Regions from separate parts of the Homo sapiens genome. Here region 1 is linked to region 2. Evidence: chromatin loops called from intact Hi-C (ENCODE). Cell type or tissue: chondrocyte. All regions are shown on one strand. Each heading gives the region's core, and the rest is flanking DNA. Links, peaks and the distances in the headings are about the cores only. Region 1 overlaps LOC105377144 (a long non-coding RNA gene). Region 2 overlaps SLC25A26 (solute carrier family 25 member 26).

Region 1 (12,652 bases), core at 1,791-9,790, 680 kb after region 2:
CTACAAAGGAAGGTTGTCATCAAGGACCAAATAAGGACATTTTTCTCTCCTGATGCTCCTTTTTCTTTCTGAAAAGAATAAGGACAGGAGCAACAAAGAAATTCCTAAATTAGTTTGTATAAATATACGATTATTCCACAGTTAGTTGACTCCCATTGAAAATCCAAGTTGAATTTAAGAAAAGTCAATTGTTGACTGAGTATATTTTCAGGTATGAAATGCTATAAAATGGGTAAAGCTCCATCTGAATTTTCATCAGAACTGTCTTAGCTAGTTGTAGATTGTATAGAGCCTTGAAAAATTCAGTAAGATGTTAAAGCTCAGCTATTGGAAAATATATTGCAAATGGAACACTGTAATAATTGTGTTTAAAGAGACAGTACTCCTGATTATAACACCAAACTTCCACTAGACAAAGAAGAAATTGTCAAGTGAAGATCTGCTGAACTATAGAACTAGACTACTTCACTGCTTAATAAAAGGGACACTGACCACTAGAAGAAAGACACTTTGAAAGCAGACAGACTGGGTTTGAACCCTAGCCCTCCCACTTCCTAGGTATTTGACCTCGTATAAGTTTTCTGAGACCCAACTTATGTATCTATAAAATGAGGATAATTAAAATTCCTTACTTAGGCATACTCAATAGATGCTACTTTTTCTTTTTTCTTTTATGTATAATAGGTACTCATATATAGTAAATACATATAATAAATAAATTAAACGTAGAAATAATACTACAAGAAAGGCAGGTAATATCTTTTTCTTTTTCGCCCACGAATAGCCCCACAGCTAGGAAGTGAGTGAAGGATCTGTACGCAGACCTTCTCTCTCCCCAAGTTCTGAGCTCTTTCCTCTATTTTCTTAATGGAAAATCTAACAAAAGGACAGAAAATGTAACAGAATTCATATGTAATGAAGAATCTGAAACTCTTCTCCAACAAAATATCTCCTTCCACTTATCCCACCTCCATCCTAAAAGTTTTACCAATTTAGTTAGCATTTTAGGAAGCAAGCTGTTACTAGTCTGGTCTGATCTAGAAAGTCAGATTCTTGCACACCAGTGAGAATATTTGCTTCCCTTTAAGTAAACTGGAATGGCTCTTTGGATGTTCTCTTTGCTTAACTCATGCTTATACTTTATCCTCAGGATTGGAAAACACTCTGCTTACCATCTAAATGTACCACCAGCTACATTTTAAAATAGATCTATGATGTCCTCTTAGTGGGCACGTCCAGGGAGAATCTACATGTCCATGATATCCCTGAGCCATGTGGTTCATCCCAGGTCAGGGTGTCATGCAAAGACATAACAGACTCATGACCCAAGGAAATACAGTGAACTCAAACCCCTTGTTCATATATGTGAAAGCTCAGGAATATAGGAGAGGCTCAGTAATACTACACAGCCTCCCTTCAATTCCTTGTCCCTTCTGCTTACCTTGCCCCATCCTCCCCCTGCAGTCCCTTGTCCTCCCTCCTCCCCTAGAATATCAGGCTTTTCCCTCCCCAAATGTCCCCTCTATCCCTTTCTCTGGCCCTTTATGATGTAGATTTACAAGGCATTCTTTCCCTATTTAGAGAGGCTTTCTCCCTGGAGTGGGTAAGAAGAGAAAAAAAAACCCCTATAATTCTGGGATTCTCTTCTGTGAGGTGAAGAGAAGAGGGGGCTGGGCAAAAGCTAAATTCCCAATCAATCACACAAGATTGACATGAGCCTCTCTGCACTGTTGTATGCCCTTGTTTTGTGGGCAAAAGGGAAAATTGTTATACAGGGAAGTAGTTTAGGATAGAGAGGTACCTCTGAGCAATCACGAGTTAATAAGGTCACAGGTGGGGAGAATTAGGCAATTCACCTGTGGTCTGATGTTTAGGGAGAAATTAATCAAGTTCCTGAAGTAATAGGGTCAGCAGAAACATATAGTTAATGGTCTTGCCCAGCTGGTCATCTTTCTTTTCTTGATGCCCCTCCCCTAGTGAACCAAGGTTCATTTTGAATCCAAATTTTTCAAACCTCAAAGCCATCTTCCCCAACATGTGGTTTCACAACAGTCAACATCTACTGTCAGGGAAAGAACAGCATTCTGGTGGTGAAACAAAACAGCACTTCAACTCCTTTTTTAAAAATTAATAATAATAATAATTTAGGACAATAAGCTTATGTCGGGAGGTAGTGTGGTCATCAAAATAGCCTAAGACATCTGGATGTGGTCCCCTAATTAATGCCATCAATGTCACTGGTAGGCATTCAAATGATCTGGTGCTACTTTCAGGGTGTTCATGATCTTTCTTCCCTTTTTTAAAAAAAAATCAGAAGAGTCTGGTTGCACCTGCAGTTGCTTGCATGCTTTCTAGCTAATGGCTTTCAGTGACCCTGTGCCTGATAGGCAATGGTCTGAAAGGGAACACCTCTTGGAACCCCAAATCCTGCATCCCACAAGTACATGCAAGTGAAAATCAAGCATCACTTTTTGAACAATAGCTGACTGTGAATTTGATAAATAGCAGGGTGTTATCCACTGCTTCCTGCACTGCATATGTGTTGTATTTGGTTGTCAGATAAGCTAAATACCTCTAATAGGATCTCCTCCCGCTTTTAGTAACAGCTTTATTGAGGTGTAATTCACATACTATGCAATTCATCTGTTTGAAGTGTACAGTTCAGTGGTGTTTAGCATATACATACAGTTACAGGTGTGCAACTAACACCATAATCAATTTTGGAATACTTTCATAACCCCAAAATGAAACCCTATACCCATTAGCAGTCACTTTCCATTTTCCCCTCACTCCTTAAGCCCTAGGCAACCTCTAATTTACTTTCTGTCACTACATGATACGATTCTTTTAACTTCTGTTTTTAATGAAAGAAAATCTGTATCTCACGGTGGGGGTCTACAGTGTTAGTGCTGGGGTCAAGCACATAGAGTCAGAGTTAAAGAGGGTTTTAGTGAGCTCAGTAAGCGCTTAGCATCTCAGGAGACAGACCCAGATTTAAGTCCTGGCTCTGCACTAGCTAGCTGTGTGTTTTCAGATGATTTACTCTCAATCTATTTTCTCAACTACAAAGTGGGAATAATAATAATTCATGCTTCATGGGCTTGTTTTGAAGATTAAATAAGAATGCATGTAAAGCACTTAGTATCATTCCTAGACTATTATAAGTGCTCATTACATGTTAATTAATGTTACCATATTTATTACTGTCATTCACAAAGCTCTCTGCAGAATACATTCCACAATATTGAATAACTTGCCTGCCACAGCTTGGCAGTTCTACTTTACTTCTTCTAAGGTAACTGGAATTGTAACTTAACAGGTCAATCACAAGAATGGCTTCAGAGGCAAAGGATGCCAGACCACAGTGGGTGATGGAGTGAATGAGCACTGAAGGCAGTGAGTGCAGGCTCCTCTTTCAAGAAACTGGGCTGTGACTTCATGGAGAAGGTCTCTGTAGGACACAGAGAGTTTGCAGATGTTTGTAGACTACCAGGGAAGGAACCAATAAAAGGAATGAAATTGGAGATACCATAGATAAGGACAAGTAAAGGGACAAGACCATACTGTAATGGATATATTATATGAATAACTGCGCAGGCATTTCTCAAAGACACAGCAAAGAAAATAAAAAAAAAAAACAGTGTCTTATCTTGGGTTCCTCTGAAAGCAGAGCCTGAGATGAAGGCTGGATTCCATGTAGTTTATTTGGGAATGTGATCCCAGAAAGCAGAAGTACAGGATAGCAGGAGAGAAACAGGAAGGAAGGAAAGTTTATACAAGGTGTTGGCCTCATCTGTAGGTAATTGGTGCTTAATACCACTGGACCTTCTGAGAACCTCATAAAACCCACTTCAGAACTGCCTATCTACTGGCACAAGGGGAGACATTTGTCTTTTGTCTCCTTTTCCACTAGGTCAAAGATGGTCTATTGGATTAAATCCTTTGTATTTCTAGCATGAGAAACTGTGAGTGCCAAGCCGGTTCCCGAGGGTATCCCATGCTGTGGCTTCTACAGAGCCACAAGACTGAAAGCAAAAGGTACAGGGCTCTGGCCCAAGTGGAAGGCTGTGCAAGTGTACCTGGGTAAAGCCTACTGAAGCCTTCAGTAGGATCGTCACCAAGTGGTGGTTGGGTTGAGAGGTAGGCCCCAGAAGATTTTACAGTGGTGGACAACAGATACTCCACAGGAAGAGCTAACATTATTGCACATTGATTAAACACCGGGCACTGTTCTGAACACTTGACATTAATTCACTTAATCCTCACAGCTACTTTGCATTGCAAATGAGAAAATTGAGGCACAAAAGCTGGAGAACGCTGCTTGAGGTCACATAGCTGTTGAGTGTCAAAGCCAGGAATCAGGTTCCGGCACACAAGCTCCTAACGACTGCACCGCACAGCCTCTGAGAATGGGGCTGGCTGAAGCAGGGGCAGCAGTGTTTGTGTTGTGTCCATGTTGGTGGGGACCCCACTCATTCACATTTGACCTCCGGCCCCCTCCCCTCAGCATTCCATAAATGCCCTCTACTAAGCTCTAGGTGGAATTAATTCCTATCTAGACCTTCCAAGGTCATATTTAACTTAACTCCACTCACTTTATTCCCCAAAGTAAAACAAAACCCAACTTGCTGACTGCAAGTGAACTTGGAGCCTCCCCTCCTTTTTTTTTTTTTTTTTTTGAGAAGGAGTCTCACACTGTTGCCCGGGCTGGAGTGCAGTGGCGCAACCTCGGCTCACTGCAGCCTCTGCCTCCCCGGTTCAAGTGATTCTTCTGCCTCAGCCTCCCAAGTAGTTGGAATGACAGGCGCCTGCCACCATGCCCAGCTAATTTTTTGTATTTTTAGTAGAGATGGGGTTTCACTATGTTGGCCAGGCTGGTCTCAAACTCCTGACTTCGTGATCTGCCTGCCTCAGCCTCCCAAAGTGCTGGGATTACAGGAGTGAGCCACCGTGCCCAGCTGGAGCCTCCTTTGAGCTGCTTGGTCTCTTGCTCATTTATTCTTCACTAAAATTCAATTGAAATCATTTGGTGATCACCACTAAGAGTCACTTCCAAAGTATGTGTTGTTAAAAGAAAAACTTCAGCCAAATTACATTTAAAGGAGTTTAATTGAGCAATGATTGATTTGTGAATCGGGCAGCCCCCAGAATCACAGCAGATTCAGAGAGACTCCAGGGATGCCTCGTGGTCAGAACAAATTTACAGACAAGAAAAACGGAAGTGACGAACAGAAATTGGAGGTGAGGTACAGAAACAGCTGGATTGGTTACAGCTTAGGATTTGCCTTATTTGATCACAGTTTGAACACTCAGCAGTGTATGAGTGGTTGAAGTACGGCTGCTGGGATTGGCCAAGACTCAGCAATTGTTAGAGGAGCATACTGATAAGTTAGAGTTTCAATCTTGTCTATCTATTAAGTTAGGTTGCAGTTTGTCCACAAGGACTCAAACATAGAAGTACGGAGGCCATGTTTAGTTTGTTTTAACAGTGTAATAAAATTGACTTAAACTACAAAAGAACTGAAATATTCAACTGCACCTAGGACAAAAATTTTTTTTAAAAAATGTAACCATAGCTACATTTGACTGTCGAGCGCTTTGCAAGTGGTCAAACTGAGGTGTGCTATAAGTGTAAGATACATTGCAAATTTGAAAGATTTAGTACAGAAAAAAAGTAAACTACCTCATTAGTATTTCTTATATTGGCTACATATTCATATGACAACCATTTTGGATATATTGGGTTAAATAAAATGTGTTATTAAAATTAATGTCACTGATTTCTTTTTACTTTTTAAAATGTGGCTACTAGAAAGTTTAAAATTGTATATGTGACTCATAGTATATGTCTATTGGACATAATTTGACCTTTTCCAGCCTCATTCTTACTTTCCCAGTCACTACACTTCAGTTACCAACTTTACTCTTCCTAAAACAGCCCCAACGTGTTCCTAACACAGGGCCTTTGCAGTTGCTCTTCCTCTGCCAGGAATGTCCTTTCTCAGGATTATTTATTCCTTTCCTTCTTGATCTCTTCAGAGGAACATCCCCTATCCAATCTATGTAGACAGTGTCTCTATCTTTCTTGTGCTTTATTTTTCTTTGGAGCAGTTAAATTGGGGACGGGTGGAGTGGTGCACATTTGTCATCAGAGGCTGAGGCTGGAGGATTGCTTGAGCCCAGGGGTTCGAGGCTGCAGTGAGCTAAGGTTTAAACAAACTAACAAAAAACAAACTGGTATCATGTCCTCTGTCTCTGTCAATGCCCTCTTTATATTATAGTGGAAATAAATGAAGAGATGAATGGAGTAGATTTTTGTGTTTTCCTGTAACCAACCTTTTGGGTAATGAATGAATAACCAATTAGAAAAAAAAAAAAAAAGTCCACTTTGATGGACTGTTTCATCTCTTGGCCTTGGAATTTCAAAACCTGCCTTAGCACCTCCACATTGGGACTGCATCTGGCAGCTAAGTTGAGGATTCGCTTGCAGCTTAAGGATCCTTTCAAGGGCCTTCTCCCTAGGAAGGGATGTTGACTTGTCTAGCCTTCCTGGGAGCTGGGACTCCAATTGTCTCATGCACAGATGCTGAAGTCAGTTCTGTTTGTGGCTTCTGTTTTTATTGACAGTAGAGGGCAGCAGAGTCCTTTCCACAGGAGCATTTGAGCCGAGAAGACCAACTAAGACTTTGGGCTGTGCACAGTTAAAGTCAAGCTCCTTTCAGAGAGAAATAGCTAACGAGACCCGTAATGTCTAGGGTAAGAACTATAGCAATGGCATATTTTCTTCTATCTCTAATTATATAGATGGTTCAAACTTCTGATGCAATCTCCTTATTAAATATTTATTTTATCTGAGTTTTTATTTTCTTGCCTCCGTTTTGTTTGTAGTTTAAGGGTTGGCTAGGGGGTGTAGGACTGGAGAAAGTTGATATTAGTGGATTCATTTACATTCATTTGGTTTACATCTCATCCTGGATTTTCAGGAATGAAAACTGGCTTCTTGTGGCATACAATTTCTGTATTTATCTGCAAAGATTACTCTGGAGGGCAGACAGTGTTGGCTCTAACTTTATGCATGACCCAGAAATAAGCATCTCCATTAACCCATTATCATTATAGCACTGAGAGTTTTCAACAAAACATATGCATGAGAATTGATTAATAATCCCTAAGAGTGATGTGGATAATAAAAAGCTTATAGGTCCCTCAGCTATGACAGACAGTCGTGCAGATATGCTTCCTAAGAACACAAGGAAAAAAGGTATGATTCTCCAAAAAAGTATTTTTAAAATCCAGTAGGTAGTGAGAGTGCTTCTAAGAAATTATACAAAGTGCCTTGATCAGTTAGTAACTTTAGAATGAGCTCTTAGCTAGAAAATTCAGGAAATCAGCAGCATAAGGGTGTTTTACATACTTCATTAAAAAAAATTTCCAATATATTTACCAAAAAAGAAATCATGATTATTTCCTCATCTCCATATTTCACGGACAATAGAATGGTTTAGGTTAAAACAACAACAACAGCTGACCTTGGCATGTTGGTCAAGTTAGCTAGCAGCTAGTGACTCAAAGTTTCCCCTATTAGCTGTACTGTCTCAGTAACAGAGTTTTGAATTGCAACTTAATTTCTCCTAATATTGTGTCCTACAGTTTTGATACCTAATAGTTGCATGGATATCTGCTATCATTCTTTGGTTGCTTTAGTTGTGAGGACTGTTACATTCTCTAAAAATTCTGTTTTAGCCTCCAAATGCTTAGAGCCAGAGGAGTGGGATGAATTTGCTAACCCATAATCACAGTTAGTATATTGATAGCCACTGGAAGATTTTGTTGCTGTTTATGGCCACACAAATCAGTCTCAGGCTGGATTGTTTGGGCTTTGTTTGAATTTGCTACTTAACTTTGAACTCTAGGTTTTGAAAATTTCCACTCAGTTGCAGGCATATAACCTTAGGAAATTGGATTCTCAAGAGATAGCTGAAGATAGTGTTGAGCATGCCGTTTAGATACAAAATAGGACTAAAGAGCCTCATCCTGCTGAAATTATTTACCATTGGAGCCTCTGAATATAAATGTACTCCTAAAGGCAGTGAAGCTTCAGGAAGCCATATGAAGGTGAATAAGAAAAGATTTCTATTATTATACATATGGGACGCTGAGAAAGAGATGAGAAAAGAACCACAAGGAAAACATAAAATGGATGTAAGATCGACATTGCATTTTGAATATATGAAGATATTGTCAGAGGAAAATTCTATTTTCACGTACGATAATTCTATGCAACACACATAAACCAACAAATTCTTATTCAAAAGCCTAATCCAGGTTTAAGAAGTGGGAAAACAATCTTTGCATTTTGAATCTGTCCTTGTAGTGAGAAAGAGCTGAATTATGATTTGAACTCTTACTGATAGATAGGAACTCAGAAACTGCACAGAACATTTGAAGTATGTATTTGATAAAAATTCAGTGAGCCCTCTTTTGTGCCAAGTACGGTACTAGATACTATCGATACGGACAGAGTTTAGGACATGCCATTCCAAAATATGGCCTCTTGATGTTTCAGAAAAAAGCAGAAGCAGGAAGTTCTCTTTGACCTCCTCCCAAAGTTCTCCTCTGAAGCAGGTCGTAAAAGAATTATCTGATCTTTCTTTAAAGTAGGTCATAAGACCCTCATTCCAGAGACATCTTTCCTGTATCTGGAGGAAGGAATGAAGACATAGAGATGCCAAGAAGAATCTGAACAAATAGGCCTTACAAGTTGCCCCCAGTTAATTCCGATTAGATCATACCTTTGTCCAATCATACTTCTGTATGGCTGTCTACTCTTCATTAAACCTAAGTATAAAAATACACAAGTTTTCCTGTTTCTTTGGTTCTTCATTTCTGAAAACTCTCACGTCATATAAAACTTGCTCATATGTATTTTTTTTTTTTTTTGTAGAAGTCTCAGCCATGAACCTAGCAGTGAAGGAGGAAAACATCTTATGTCTTGTTCTCTACAACACAAAGATGAACATAAAGAAGAAACACAGACTCTGGCCTGGAGAAGTTCAGTGTCTGGTGGGGGAGACTGGATAAATAATTTAAAACATTTATTTAACAAATAATTACAGTGCAATATGATAAGTACAATAGCTAAAGTGTGGGCAAAGTGTCGCAGGAACAGGAATAAAGAGGAGACAACTTCCAAAAAAATCTTACATACTTAACCTTTTCCCGACATTTTGACCTGAAAATAAATCAGCATAACAACTCACAAATACAAGGGTTACATAATTTGCTTTATAAGAAGTACAGATTAGTTTTAAGTAAGATGATTTCTTTATAATGATAGCCCTGATAATTTAGTTTTTATGGACTTTTGGGATTCCATATTTATTAAGTCATCATTTGAGTCTCTCTTAGTAGATAGGATTCTCATCACACTTATTTTGGGGGATGTCATCTTACTTATTTGCCACCTAACACTGGTCATGGGCTGGTATTCAACAAAAATTTTTGAGCTAAATTAAATTTGAATATGTTATTATGGGTTAGATGAAGTAAAAAAAAATTGGGGCTGTTAATTGGTAAAATCTGAATTAGGATATTTATCTGGATAAAGTACTAAGAAAAAGGAAACCTTTACATATCTCCTTTATATAGTTAACTCCCAACACTCTACACTAAATATACTGTTTAGTATTAAAGGCTAAACTTATAATTTCTATCATTTAATATAGATATAATTATCTATTATATAGATATCTAGATATCTAGATATCATATCTAGATATCTAGATATCTATATCATATCTAGATATCTATATCATATCTAGATATCTATATCATATCTAGATATAGATAATATAGATATCTATATCATATCTATATATAGATAATATAGATATCTATATCATTTAATATAGATAATTTGTTTTTGGCAGAAAATATATATCAGATAACTACAAGCAGAAAATTCTATTTGATACAAGAAATGAATTTGGCATTTGCTCAAGATACACACACACACACACACACACAGATATGAGTATAAGCAAGGACTAAATTACAAAGCATGAATTTATCTAGAATACTGTGGTCTCAGGTATGAAGGAAGTCTTTAAAGTGCCCTATCTAAAGGATCAGCATGCAGATGGGGAATTTATTTTGGATGGTAATGGTGGCCTTCCCTTGGAACTCTTTCCTCAAATCACAGCTCATAGATAGCCAATTAGGTCAAATTGAGGTTTGAGCTTTCCAAATGGTTCTCTGTTTTTCCTAAGCAGCACCTCTTAGACCAAGAGTTCTCCATGAAAGGAGTTACCTGAACCGCCATGTAACCACTGGCTTTTCCATGCTCAAAGCCATCTGCTCATGATAATCACAGCACATTGTGTTTTCATGAAGTACTTTCACAAGGTGTTATCTCATATGACATGAATAGCTTCATCGCCAGGTTGTTAAATATCCACTTTTCAGATACAGAACTGGCTTATAACTTCTATTCAACATAGTATTGGAAGTTCTAGCCAGAACAATTAGGCAAGAGAAAGACATAAAACGCATCCAAATTAGAAGGGAAGAAGTTACATTGTCCCTGTTTTCAGAAAACAGGATTTTATATGTAAAAAAACCCCTAAAGACTCCACAAAAAACTATTAGAACTAATAAATGAATTCAGTAAAGTTGCAGGATGCAAAACCAACATATGAAAATCAGTCGTATTTCTATATGCTAATAACTAACATCCAAAATATAAATCAAGAAAACAATATTTTTTGTGGAATAACTACAAAAAGATACTTAGGAATAAATTTAGCCAAGGATGTGAAAGACCTGTGCACTGAAAACTATAAAACATTCAGGAAGGAAATTGAAAAAGACACAAATAAATGGAAAGATACCCTGTGTTTATGGACTAGAAGAATTAACATTGTTAAAATGTTCATATTCCCCAAATGACTTATGGATTTAATGCAATCCCTATCAAAATTTCAATGACATTTTTCGCAGACACAGAAAAAAATTCTAACTTTTATAGGGAACCACAAAAGACTCTGAACAGCCAAAGCAATTGTGAGCAAAAACAACACAGCTGGAGACATCACATTATCTGACTTCGAAAAATACTATAAAGCTATAATAAACAAAACATCATGGTACTGGCATAAAAACAGATACATAGACCAATCATACATGAGCCCAGAAATAAATGATTTTTGACAAAGGTGCCAAGAACATGTAATGGGGAAAGAACAGTCTCTTCAATAAATGGTATTTGGACAACTGGATATCCACATGCATGCAAAAGACAAAAATTGGACCCTTATTTCATACGTTATACAACAATCAACTAAAAGTTGATAGGAGACTTAAATGTAAAACATGAAACTAGAAAACTACCAAAAAATAGGAGAAAAGCTTTGTGACTTTGGACTGGGCATGATTTGTTTGTATATGACCACAATCACAGGCAACAAAAGCATACATGAGGTTACATCAAACTAGAAATCTTCTGCACAGTCAGGGAAACAATCAACAGAGTGAAGAGACAACCTATAGAAAGGGAGAAACTATTTTAATATCATACATCTGATAAGGGGTTAATATCCAAAATATATAAAGACTTACACATAAATTCGATAGTAAGAAAACAAGTAACCTGATTTTAAGCTAGGCAAAGGATCTGAATAGATGTTTCTCAAAAGACACACAAATGACCAACAGGTATATGAAAAAATGCTTAATATCACTAATCATCTGCTAAATGCAAATTAAAGCCAAAATGAAATATCACATCACACCTGTTAGAATGGTTATTAACAATAAGACAAAACATAACAAATATTGGTGAGGACGTGGAGAAAAGGGAATGCTTGCATACTCTTGGTAGGAATGTAAATTAGTACAGGGATTATGGAAAACAGCATGAAGGTTACTAAAAAAATTATAAATAGAACTATCACATGATCTGGCAATCCCACTACTGACAACATATACAAAGGAAATGAAATCAGTACGTCAAAGAGATACCTGCACTCCCATTTTTATTGCAGCACTATTCACAAATGCTAAGATATGGAATCAATCTAAGTGTCCATCAGTGGATAAATGGACTTAAAAGTGTGGTATATACAATTTACAATTGTAAAAGTATGGAATCAGCCCAAATGCCCCTCAGTCAATGAGTGGATAAAGAAAATGTGGTACATATATACTATGGAATACTACTCAGCCATGAAAAGGATTGAAATAATGTCATTCACAGCGACCTGGATAGAGTTAGAAACCATTATTCTAAGTGAGGTAACTCAGAAATGGAAAATCAAACATATCTTCTCATTCAAAAGTGGGAGCTAAGCTATGAGGACGCAAAGGCACAAAAATGATACAACGGACTTTGGGGACTTGGGGGAAAGGGTGGGAAGTGGGTGAGGGATGAAAGACTATACACTGGATGCAGTGTACACTGCTCAAGTCATGGGTGCATCAAAACCTCAGAAATCACCACCAAAGAATCTATGCATGTAGCCAAACACCACCTGTTCCCCTCAAACTATTGAAATATAAAATAAATTTTAAAAGTTTAAAAAATGTGGTATATATTCACAATGGAGTACTATTTGGCCTTAAAAAATTAGGAAATCCTGTCATTTGCAACAACATG
Region 2 (12,652 bases), core at 2,472-10,471:
TAATTTTCCAGCTCAGTTTTCATCACACACAGAAAAAGCCCTTTGGGAAGTAGAATCTGTAATTAGATCAAAGGTTGGGGCAGGTTTACTTTAACGGTACATATGCTATAACATTCTAATGGTAGTGATTTTCTTTTCTTCAAAGGTTTTAAGATTTGACGTGTTGTATCTTATCCTACTTTTGTCTTTATTCATATTGTCAGAAATGAAAAAAACATTGAAATTTCTTCACCCTTGAAAGCAGCAACACTGTGAATGTAATGTATGTTCATAGGTGACATGTACATGTCCTCATACACTTAGATGCTGGTAGAGTGTCCTTTTCAAGTGTCCTTTATGGTCCTGTTCTGACTTGGGATTGAAAAAGCTAGGAAATAAATGATATCATGTTTTGTAAATGTTTTTCTGACAGCCTCTAACAGTACTTCCCCAAGAAGGCCCGATGAGCATCTCCCCATACTTCACCATCAGTTGCGTAGGTAGCTAGTTACAAATGGGGATTTTTGGAGATGACACTAGGGTTCCTGTATTTTAAACACAATCTCTAGATGATTGTGCAACTCACCAATATTTAATGCCACTGATCTAGGCACATAAAACATCTGAACTTACACCCCAGTAGTAAATATTTTTACTGAATTGGCTCAGTAATTCCCTACATAATATTTTAGTAGGTGCACAACACTGGGTGTGGTGTACCACTTGTAGATCAAATGTGTTATTCTTTCTGTTCTCCTCAAAATGACATATTTTAGACCTAAAAAGGCTAGTTTAATAAACTGGTTATTTTTGAGTGTGACAATGAACTCAGACATGTAGATTTGGATTTAACTGGAGTTAGAATGAGGTTTTCTCCAAGGCCCATGCTGTCATAGAGCCTCGTAGGCAAAGGCAGCTTGTTTTATGGTTTAGCTCCTTTAGTAACTGACAAGGCCGTTGGACCCCCTTTGTACCACAGTCCATTCCAGGGTCTCCTTTGGTATCAGCATATGGGGCAAACATGTTCTTATTCAGCTTTCCCACTGGTTAAAGGATTGGACGCATAGATGCTGTGTGGTGTTTTTCAGCTCCAGAGCATGGTGCACATTTTACTGAGTTTTTCCCTAGTTGTGGCTTAAGCTGTTTTGTTTATCTACTTAATATCATGCTTTAAAAATGAGTACGTAGTATTCTTCATGATCTTCACTGGCCTTTTCTAAGAAGAACCACTGAGCAAGATAATAGAAGAAAGGTTGACAACTTTTGAAATGTATTTTATCTTTTGAATTAATCATGCTTTTGAAATATTCATCGATCAATACAGATTATCTCTCCCTTGCAGCTGGAATATTTTGCCACATCTCTGCACAGTTGTATAAGTGAGTCGTGGGGGATAGGTGAAGTAGAAGATAACATGGCTGCCCTGAGCCACAGTGAAATGTAGCTGATGATGGCAATTGCTTGTATATAAAGATGAATGAAGGTTCATCAATAGTGTATGACTATTACCAGGAAACACAGAAGCTGAAACAGAACTGTCAGATACCTGAGTGCACTCAAACAAACACTTTTTTTGTGTGATGTGTCTAAGCACATCCATGTATTATGGGACCTTTCACCCTATTTTCCTGTCTGTTGACTTTTTCAAAGTGTGTCTGGGAGTCTTCCTTCAGGGCATTAAATACATAAGGCAGGCAGACTTTTAAATTCCTTCTTAGCAACCCTAAACCATAAGAATTACACAAAAAATTATCTCAACCATATAAAAAGCAGTTTGTTTTCCAGACTCCTTTTATTTTGTATTATTTCCTCACTTGTACATCTTTGATTCTTTTTTGTAATAGGTTGCTTTTGTTCAGCTCATCTTAGATTCCTTCACCACTTCTATGGTCCTTACCTAGTGATGTGGATTTAGATCTGAAGTTCCTAATACGTTCCAGGCATTGAGGATGAAATGACAGGATAAGATACTGCCTTTTAGAGGCTTGCTGTAAGTGCACTAAAGTGTTACAGGCATTTTTAAGAAAAGGAACTATAGACGGTCCGTGACTTACGATGGTTCTACTTAAATGACTTTACAATGGTGCAAGAGTGAGATGCATTCAGTAGAAACTGTATTTCAGATTTTGCATTTTGATCTTTTCCGGGCTAGTGATAGGTGATAAGATGCTCTCTGGCAATGGTGGGCAGTGCATGTCCCAGTCAGCTGTGCTGGTGTAAGTATTCTGAGCAATTTTAGGGAGGCAAGGCTAAAGCAATGATGTTCCGTAGGTTGGGGGGTATCACATGCGTTTTCAACTTATGATGGGTTTATTGGGACATAACCCTGTCATAAATTGAGGGTCATCTGTACAAGGTAGAGTGAGAGACTGAAGGGAAGGAGGGGTTGGTTTTCTCCGGACTGGGGTAGATGGATGGGTGTTAATTCAGAAAAAGCCTCACAGAATAGCCAGGCTTTAAGCTGCATTTAATTTAATTCATTAAAAAAATTGTGCATCTATTTAAGGTATCAACACAATGTGGGATACGTATAGATAGTAAAATGGTTGCCACAGTGAAGTAAGTCAACATATCCATCATTTAACATAATTAGTCTTTTTGTTTTGTGTTTGTGGCAGGGCAGCTAAAATCTGATTTAGCAGGAGTCTCAGTTATAGTACAATTTTATTATCTTGCATTTAGAATAGGATGGTTTGTTAGGTGGGTGGGTGCAAGGAGGGGTGTTAGAGTTCTGAAAAGACCTTGTTAGGTAGTTTTAAGTTCCATATGTTTGGAGCACAGTATGATAGGGTCACCCTGAGGCGAAGCAGGGGCTGAGAGCTATAGGGCCTTGCCTGCTATAGTAAGGAGTTGGGACTTTTTTGATCAGACTTGTAATTTTAAGAAAGTCCCCTGGCAGCTGTGTGGAGATAAGGAGACTATTAAAGGAATCCCCAGGAGAGAACCACAGCTGGGGCAGAGGGATGCAGAGGGAGAGAGTGAGTTCAAGAGATGTTAAAGAGGTAGAGCTGGTGGAAAGATGATCATTCTTTCAGGAGCCCTTCCAGCGACATCCTTCAGTGCGTTTTTCATCATGGATGCCTTTTAGTTTGTTGTGTCTATGTGTGTTGTGCACCTACTTGAATTCTCCAATGGAGTCTACCGAGCTAAGTTGAATAAGCATGCCCCATCTTGCCAGTGGGCCCAGCCATCTGAGTCTGAGCTAACACGCAGAGAGGGAAAGAAGACGAAAGAGAGAGAGGGTCAGAACGGGAGGGTCAGGGCTTCCCCTGGCTTGGCATTATCTGTGTGTGGTTATGACCTTGCTTGTAGTTATTCATCTATAGTACAGGCATGAATGTGCTGAAGAGATTTATCAGTGAGGCCTGTAGAAAGGAACATTGTACCCCATCTGCATCCTCACCCCCAGTTTCTCGATGAGTTCCTTTTCTAACATATTTCAGATTGTTTTCTGTTGTATGGATTTTCTTTTTCTAATATAGTATGCAGTGTTAGTTCAGATGGTATTGATTCATGACCTGGGAGAGTATATTTCATTGATTTTTTTATTTAGTTAGTGGACAAAAAGGAAGGGAAGCTCTGTTAACTTTTTATTTAAGAGCTGCATGAGTTTATAGAACACAATTAAGTTGAGCTTTATAGGCACAGTATGATTTTCATATAGGTTGATGAAGTTGAAGAAACGATTCTGAGCCACAGGAGTGTAACTTGGTCAGTTATTGCCACTGCATTGTAAATGGAAAGACTGAATACTACTCTCAAAGGACCAAAATACCAAAGGAGGTTAGGATTGGCCACTTCCAAGCGAGCCTGAACTCTGTCAGTGACAAACCTTTATTTCCTAAAATATTGCCTTGTTAAGATTAGGGTTCTTGAATTAAATGCAACTGTCACTTATTTGCTTTGGTTTGTGATTGTGTGCTTTTCAATATTTGAGTTGTATAGCTAATACTATTAATAGGTGCTAAGAGACACCGAATAAGAAATTTGATCCCCGTTTTTGAGGAGCATATAAGTAAGTTGGATCCATCTGTTAAATAACTAGGGAGTATTTGAGGATGTCTGTAGGGAGGTAGCAAGGTATGGACCATGGGCTGTCAAGTTACACAGATCGGGGTCAGATTTGTGACTTGTCCACTTATTTGTCTGTAGGCCATTTACTTGCCTTCACTGAAATGCTCTTTTCCTCATCTTGAAAAAATAGGATTAATGCCATCCCAGTCACAGTTCTTACAAGGATGAAATTATACAGCACTTAACAAAGTGTCCAGCCTAGCATCTGACACACAAAATATTGAATAAACATTGGGTCTAGCCCCATTTCACACAAGTTGCTGAATGCGGCACGTTTTTAGAATTTCCTAGTTTTGGGAAAGGTATCTATTCAGAAGGTGAAAAAATTGAAATTCAAAGAAGTTTAGTGATGTGCTCCAAGTTTCCCAGCTATTATTATTCCCAGCTAATAATAAAACACCACTGTAGAATAAGTAATTAGATAAATATTTCTCTGTATACTTCCAGGAGCACCTCTGTTTTCTTTTTCATGTAGTATTTAAAAAATGGCAGAAGTAGCGGTAAGTATACTACTTGTGCAGTAAGGATTCACATCACTGGTTTCTTAAAAGGTCAGGTTCCAAAATTTGCCGTTGGTTACTGTGATAGGCAAAATAATGCCCCCCCCCCCCCATAAATATGTCCTAGTCCCCAAATCTCTGAATGTGTTTCTTCACACGGGAAAGAGATTTGGCAGATAATATTAAGAATGTTGAGATGGGGGCCGGGCGCAGTGGCTCATGCCTGTAATCCCAGCACTTTGGGAGGCTAAGGCGGGCGGATCGTGAGGTCAGGAGATCAAGACCGTCCTGGCTAACACGGTGAAAGCTTGTCTCTAAAAAAAAAAGCAAAAAAAAGTTAGTCGGGCATGGTGGTGGACGCCTGTAGTCCCAGCTACTCGGGAGGCTGAGGCAGGAGAATGGGGTGAACTTGGGAGGTGGAGCTTGCAGATCGCGCCACTGCACTCCAGCCTGGGTGACAGAGTGAGACTCCATCTCAAAAAAAAAAAAAAAATGTTGAGGTGGAAAGAGTTTTCTGGATTATCCACGTGGGCCCAGTCTAATCAGTAGGGTCCTTAGGAGAGGGGAGCGGGGGTCAGAGAGCTGAAGATGGTATACTGCTGGTCCAAAGATAGAGCGAGGGGCCACAAACCAAGGAGTGCAGGGGAGCCCTAGAAAGCAGGAAGTCAACATTCCCTTGCAGCTTCCAGAAGGCATACTGCCTGACTGACATCTCTCGGTCTTAGCTCAGGAAGACCCATTTTGGAATTCATACCTTCAGAATTATAGATAATAAGCTTATGTTTTAAGCCACTAAATGTGTGGTGATTTGTCAGAGCAGCAGTAGGAAGCAAATACAGTCACCATTGCCACCTCCTCAACGTTCAGATTTTTGTATTGGTGGGAATCTATAAATCCATCCATGGGATGTTTGTCACCTCCTGTGAAATCATGGCTCATTTCTGTTATGGAAAAATACAAAAGCAAAAAAGCCATTTGAGGCTTATCTTTTGGGTTGTATAAAATTCTGTGAACAAATTGTAGACACAGGGACTAAGTGTTGATAGAGTTATTTTCTTTGAGAAGACTTCCTTGTGTAGTCTGTATTACCCGTGACAGCAGTCTTGTCAGGCGAGGGAAGACTAATACCTACAACGATTGAACTTATTTGCGTGATTGGAAAGAGTCTTATAAGGGGGAAAGGTTTGATGAACATAGGTCCCAATGCAAGTAGGTAAAAATTAAAATCTAAGGAGTGTAAGTTAGGATTTGTAAATTGGTTTTGTCAACAGCTGTAATTCCATTTATCAACAGAAGATGGCAGACTTGACACACAAATGAACTGTTGTAGAGGTTTTTGATTTTTTAAATGATGGTATAGAAAGAGATGTAAAATATTCTTAATTGGAAACCTGCTTTCTAAAGAGAATTTTGGGAATTACAAAGAGAATGTGGAAATGAAATACACGTAAGCAAATTGCATTTCAAAAATCTTCATAGTTTCCAGGGGTCTCTCCCTGACCCCCTGTCTTACTAATTTGCCACTTTGAGTTTGCTCTGGAAAGTCCAAAGCAGCTTTTGCTTTGAATACGATGAAGCTTTGAGTGGCTCTGTTCAGTGTATTGTTAAATTTCTGTTGAATTGGTTATAGAGTTGCCTGTTGAAACATGAAGCATTAGCTGAAATTAAACCTTGAACCTCTAAGTGCATTAGATGTGTGTAAGTATGACATCTTTATTGAAAAATAATTCTGGAGATGATAGTCAGAACACTTGGGTTTCACCCATGCTTCCTGAGCTAAGTAGCTCTCTGACCTTCAGCAACTTCTATGATCTCAGATTGATTTATATATAAAATGGTGACATAATTAGCTTCTAATATCAGAGGAATATTTGCAGGTAGTTGATGGAGTTTCTTGGAGAAAAATCTTAAATCAGAATTTTTTTTGTGAACTATGTTGAAATAGTTGCGAAGAAGATGTAATGTTAATAAAAGGTATTATTGGGGATACTTAGGGACTTTGAAGAGCATTTCCAGAACTAGAGGACAGGGTGCAGTTGTAAAACCCTGGTGGTGATGTGTTGAAGGAAGGGAACTTGGCTGTGGCAATGAAAGAACCAGGGGTTTTAGCAGCATCCATCTCTCTTTTCCTCCACTCAGTACCTAAAGTGAGGCCGAAGTTCACTGGAATTTTTTCCCTTTCAAATGTTTAGTTTTATGATTTGTAGTCTTGCATCTTGGGTTTTTGTTTTTGTTTAAAGAGACAGGATCTCATAGGTGGCCTAGGCTGGCTCCAAACTTGTGACCTCAAGTTATCCTCCTGTCTTCACCTCCCTGAGTAGCAGGGGCAGCATGCATGTGCACCTGGTTCTTGGTGTTTCATTTAATAAATATCAAAAGGAAACATTCAGTCCTTAGCTGCAGCAGTCAATTAAAAACAACAGAAAATATTTTATTTATGCCAAAGGAAGAAAAATCTTGGTAGCAGCATCATGATTTAATCAACATTTTAATCTAAGGTTTCATATTTTGGCATATTTAAGGAGGCCAGCATTGCATTTTGATTTTGATAAAGTATGGAGGGAGCATGTTTTTTTTTTTTTTCCTTTATGGAAAACCTTAGTAGTTCTTGTTTTTAGATAGAACTTTAACATTTAAAACATTCTTGGATTTAGTGAAAATGCCACCATTCCTGTGTCATGGATTCATACTGAACCTCAGATTTATAAGGAAAGAATGCTTTACAGAATGGATTTACCAAGAGACCCACAGATGACATTCTGTTTCCTTTCATAGAACCATAATACTGTAACATGTTTTTGTTCTTGTGCAGTGAAATACTTTGTTGTAGCTCAAATTCAAATCTAAGAAGGATCAGAGTTAATAGAAAACCAAATGGAAGGCTCCGGAGGTACTGGAGGAAGCAGAAGCATTACTTTGTAGCATCTCTCATGCCACAGTTGTCACCCAGCAGAAGTCAGGAAGCCATGCTGGGTGCTTTGTACCCCTCAGCTAGTTAGATTGATTTTTTATCGGAGAGGCTTTTCAAAGTTTTTCTTCTGCATCTGTATTTTTAAGAACTAAAAACACAATAGTAAGAACTTGGAGGGTTATGAAGCATGAAGTTCCATAAATATTTATACCAAACCACAGAAGTAGACAGTTCCTATTTTCTTCACATATTGGGGTCGGATTTCACTCTTGACCTCTTGAATTGAAAAATACAAGGAGTTAGTATACCCTTTTCTTTCTCTTATTTTTTCTTATTTATTTATTTTCAGTTCTTTAATGAGTTTTAGATGCTGGGAGCTGTCCTGTTAGGTTCATGTAGGTTTCGTTGGACTTATACCCAATTTTAGGCCTTACTGGTAAGCTGTTTAATCTGTTTTTGTGGATTTATTGCTACTAAATTTATAATATGTCCTTTTTATCAAGGCTGATAGGTTGCCATCTAAAAGCATATTTTAAATTAGCCCTTTTATTTTATTTTTCTTCCTCACTTAAAATCTTTGGTCCATAATAAATACTTTTTTCCTTTGAAATTATGTTAAAAACTTGTGAAATAATAATAAATGTGAATTGTAGAGAATTTAGAAAATATAGGTAGGTAGAAAAGAAACACCTGTAATTCTACTCTGTTTTTTCCCTACTCTTTACATAAGTATATGTATAGGCAATAAATATATGTAGAGGCAAAACAAAAAAAATTAGGCTGGACATGGTGGCTCTCGCTTGTAATTCCAGTGCTTTGGGAGGTTGAGGCAGGTGGATCATTTGAGGCCAGGAGTTTGGGACCAGCCTGGGCAACATAGCAAGATCCTTTCTCTACTAAAAGATGAAAAAATTAGCAGGGTGTGGTGGCACACCCGTAGTCCCAGCTCCGCAAGAGGCTGAGATGGGAGGATCACTTGGGCCCAGGACTGAGGCTGCAGTGAGCTTTGACCATGCCACCTTACTGTAGTCTGAGTGACAGAACGATACCCTGTTTCTATGTATATTTATATGTAAATTCTAAAGTATGGAGAAGTCATTTCTGTGGAATTGATGATTATTTTTTTGCTGATTCATTTCCTCCTGGCTAGTTTCATTTGTTTTCAACATAAAATAATACACCAGCTGATTAGTAAGTTTGGTGCATACCATCTTCTTGCTGTCAGGGTGCTTACAATTTAGTAGAAGAGGAAATATATTTCACAAACTATATGGTGTAAGCTAGTAAGTAAAAAACGTCAGATAAGAAAGCTTATTTGGGAATTAAGAATACAGAGGGAGGGAATCTTTTGAGGTTAGATAAGGTATAATTTTGGAAAATTAAGAATTATAGAAATAAGGACCTAAAAAGATACCATAAAGATTTCTGGTCCAAGTCAAGTAAGAAAAATTATACATATATGCATCTAATTGCATAAATATATACATTATTATTTGTCAATTTTCTTCATTTTAAAATGAATTAAAAAAAAAGAAAAGACTCTGGAAGGCCAGGGAAACACCTGGGAATTCACTTGCAGAACTGGGGCCACAGTCTAGGGCCGCAGACCCTCAGCCAGACCACTGCTCATTCCTCCCTGGAGTTGAGCCCTGAACCAAAGATCCAGGTTTGATGCAGGAGTGACCCCGAGGCTGAGGGATGGGCCTGGTAAAGGGAGGTAGTCATAGACGGAGAGTCATGGGCTCGGGCCTCTGACTCTACCTTTTTTCATTTCCTGTGGGGTCTTCATGTATTATTTCACTTCTTTGCTAGATTATCAGCCTTTCTCTTGCTGATAGCACTTTCCCCCATCGTATGTGCAAATATTGACTGTGTTAAAACCACACTATTCCTTGACCCTGTGGCCCTCTTAACTCTGAATCCATCTCCTAACACCTAGCCATCTTCACACGACGGTAGTGTACACTTGCTCATCTCCCTCAATCCCTTATGAATTGACCGTAATGGATCTCCCACCCCAGCCACTCTATGGAAGCAATACCGGTGAACTCTGTAAACCTTCATATGTGCGCTGCTCGAGACTCTTGATGCGTTGCTCTGCCAGTCTCCATTTGAGGCTTCTGGCCCCCTTGCACATCAAGTAGGGTGCTTGGTTGCTTGCCATCAACATTGATCCTGGCTAACTTATGGAATGAAGAATATTTTTTGGAAGATTGGCAGACACTGTTGCCTTCCACTTCTCCTTTGCCCACAGAATACTGATTTGGTTTGTGTCTCATGTTCCTAACGCTTTGCTAGATCTAGATATCCTCCACCTCCCTAACAAGGGGTGGCCATGTCACACAACTCTGGCCAACACATGCAAGGAGATGTCTGCGGGGGAAATCTGAGAAAAGGGAGGAGGCCTGTTCTCCTTGCCTTCAACTCTGTTGTGTGATAGGGTGGTGCTGGAGGACGTAAGAGCTGTCTTTTATCTGAGAGTCAGGATGCCCAGGATGAGAGGCCAGGAAGCTGGGTGGCTGGGTAGAAGGATAGGAAGAGCCTGGCATCTTGTTCACTTTGAAGTTCTGGACTAAAATTTGAACTGCCTGTCACCAAATAACTTAAGTGACTTAATGTCATTTGTAGTCATGGTCCTGGCACTTGCATCTAAAAAAGCAATTATTTCTGTAAATGAATGTTCAGCTCTCCCGCTTGCTCCAAACAGCACTGTTCAATGGAGATATAATGTAAGATGCAGGTGAAATTTTATATTTTCTAATAGCCACATTAAAAAAGGTGAAAACATCTGCTGGGATGAATTTTAATAACATATTTTATTAAACCACACACATCCATGGTATTTAGATTTCACTGTATAATTAATGTAAAATAATTATTAATTGGGCATGGTGGCACCACCTACTCAGGAGGCCAAGGTGGGAGAATTGCCTGAGCCCAGGAGTTCAGGGCTAGCCTGGGCAACATAGTGAGCCCTCATCTCTCTCTTTTTTCTTCTCTTTCCTTTTCTTTTTTTTTTTTTTTAATTATTAACAGGATATTTTACATTAATTTTTTATACCAAGTTTTCAAAATCTGTCATTTTAACACTTACAGAACATCTCAGTTGTACTAGCCACTTTTCAAGTGCTCCATAGCTGCATGGGCTAGTGGCCTGCATATTTGCCAGCATAGCTCTAGAATCAGACCCCTGGACGGGAGTGTTTGATTAGCCAGACCTAACTCACCTGATTGTGGTCCTCCTGCCAGGGTAGGAGGGGAGAGACTGACTCCCTTTGTTTTTCCTAACTGGGAAGCCCCCCACACGTGAGAGTCGGAAGCTGGGCTGCCAGAGAAGGCAGGTGTGCCCTGCAACATTATGTACCGCCTTCCAGTGTTGCTTGCTCTTTAGAAATTTATGTTCCCAGGGTTCCATTATTGGCTTTGATCTTCCTTTTTGGTTCTCTCTTTGGGTGTTACTATCTGGTTTTAGCGATCACCTGTATGCTGATGACTTCCATATCTGTATTCACATCCAAGAAAAAGTTACTTTCTAGTTTTATAGCCATATATTCATTTCTTGACTGGACATAGCCCCTTACCTGTCCCCCAGACTTCAACTCAGCCTTGCCTAGTCTGAACTTACCTCCCTTCTTCCCTGGACTGCTAATCTCATGTTTTGGGACCACCATATGCCTATTATCCAAACCAGAAACAGAAGCATCTTACTGTCTCCCTACTTCTTCACTCCTTAACCTCCTGTCAGTGACCAGGTCCGGTGCATTTTACTCCTTTTTCCTCAGATTTGACCTTCTCTGAGCCATATTCATTTCCAGATGTCTTTTATAGAACTGCTATAGCAGTCTCGTAACCCATCTTTTGCCTTCTGGCTCGTGGTCCCCCTTTGCTTCTTGCCTTCCTCCCCACCCTCCAGCTGTCCTGTGCATTGCAGCCAGAGTGATCTCCCTAAGCACACGTCATTCCTCTGCTTCAGCTTTTTCAAGTGTTCCCACTGACTATGGAATGAAGTTTCAGCCCCTTAGCATGGTATACAGGGCCTTGTCTGTCCAGTCTTACTTGTCATTACTCCTGACCTTGCACTTGCTGCTTTGGTAATACGGAATGGTGTGGGCAGCTGCCAGCTTTGGAATACTGTGTTGGTGGGACTGCCGCTGATTCCCCTGAACACCCTGCTTTTGTATTTATGTACTTCCTTTTATTGTTCATTCTTCCCACTGTGCCCTTTCCACCTTTCTTGCCAGCTCATTCCGGCTCATCCAGAAGGTTCTATAATGGTGTAATCTTGGGCAGTTTCTCTGAATCTGGGGGTTGGACTAAATACCCCTCCTCCACATTTCCCATAATCTTTGTCCATGCGCCCCACCCCCCTTTTGGCCATGTTTTATTGAAATTATTTATATGTATTTGCGGGTTCTTTGAAGCCAGGGCATCATCTTAGTCTTCTTTATCATGGAGTGGCTTGTGTGGTATCTGGCTCCATATGTATTTCTTGAACTGAATTAGATAAGTTTGAAGGGAGACTGGGTGGAAAAATATGTTGGCCCAAGTTACAGACAGCTTTATACATAAGAAGCATTCAAATGTTCAGTGAATGAAGAAATGGAAATCAGATGATATCGTTTTGTAAATCTTGTCAGTTTTGGTAGAAAAATAACTTCAGGTTATGAATCCTTTGTTAACATAACCATACCCTTTGTTGTAATGCATCGGTATGAAGCATTGTTACTTCTTAGCTTTAGAGGCAATATGCCCGTGTTAGCTGACTTCATGACATCTAAAATCACATCACATGGTGTCTTTGTCCCACTTGTCATGGGGTGCTCGGGCTTATATCTGTTCTGTGCCCAGTCTGCTCTTGCCAAGGCTAATTCCCTTGGAGTAGGAGTTGGCAAGCTGTCACCTGTTTTTGTAAATATAGTTTTATTGGAACATAGGCAAACTTTTAATTTATATATTATTATGTATAGATGCTTTTGTGCTAAAACAGCATAGTTGAACAATTGTGACAGAGACCATGTGGCTTGCAAACTGTAAAATATTTCCTATTTGGTCTTTTACATTATAAATTTGCTGTAGAGCCTTGCCTTAGAACCATTTAATTTTGGACAGGCAAAGCCTTATGTGATATCCAAATTGAGTACTGATCTCTGATTAGGAATCAGGAGAATACGGATCATAAAGGGCAAAC

The links. A loop is a pair of places that touch in the nucleus more often than their neighbours do. Peaks named below come from ENCODE experiments on the same cell type or tissue, not always from the same donor. Only the 100,000 strongest peaks of a DNase experiment are listed, where the experiment ranks them.
Region 1: it touches region 2 in a loop (3.0-fold over the local background); 2 of 110 quality-filtered maps call a loop at or near these places.

Annotation. Positions count from the first base shown.
Region 1 is chr3:66,931,922-66,944,573 of GRCh38, forward strand. The region is part of intron 1 of LOC105377144 (a long non-coding RNA gene); the gene reads right to left. Among named protein-coding and RNA genes, the nearest start is that of KBTBD8, 60 kb to the right of the region's middle. In chondrocyte, for the core only: a CTCF peak has its summit at 6,630 (motif pointing right); no DNase peak of the experiment used is centred there.
Region 2 is chr3:66,248,372-66,261,023 of GRCh38, forward strand. The region is part of intron 3 of SLC25A26 (solute carrier family 25 member 26); the gene reads left to right. Among named protein-coding and RNA genes, the nearest start is that of SLC25A26, 34 kb to the left of the region's middle. In chondrocyte, for the core only: CTCF peaks have their summits at 5,844 (motif pointing right) and 6,050; no DNase peak of the experiment used is centred there.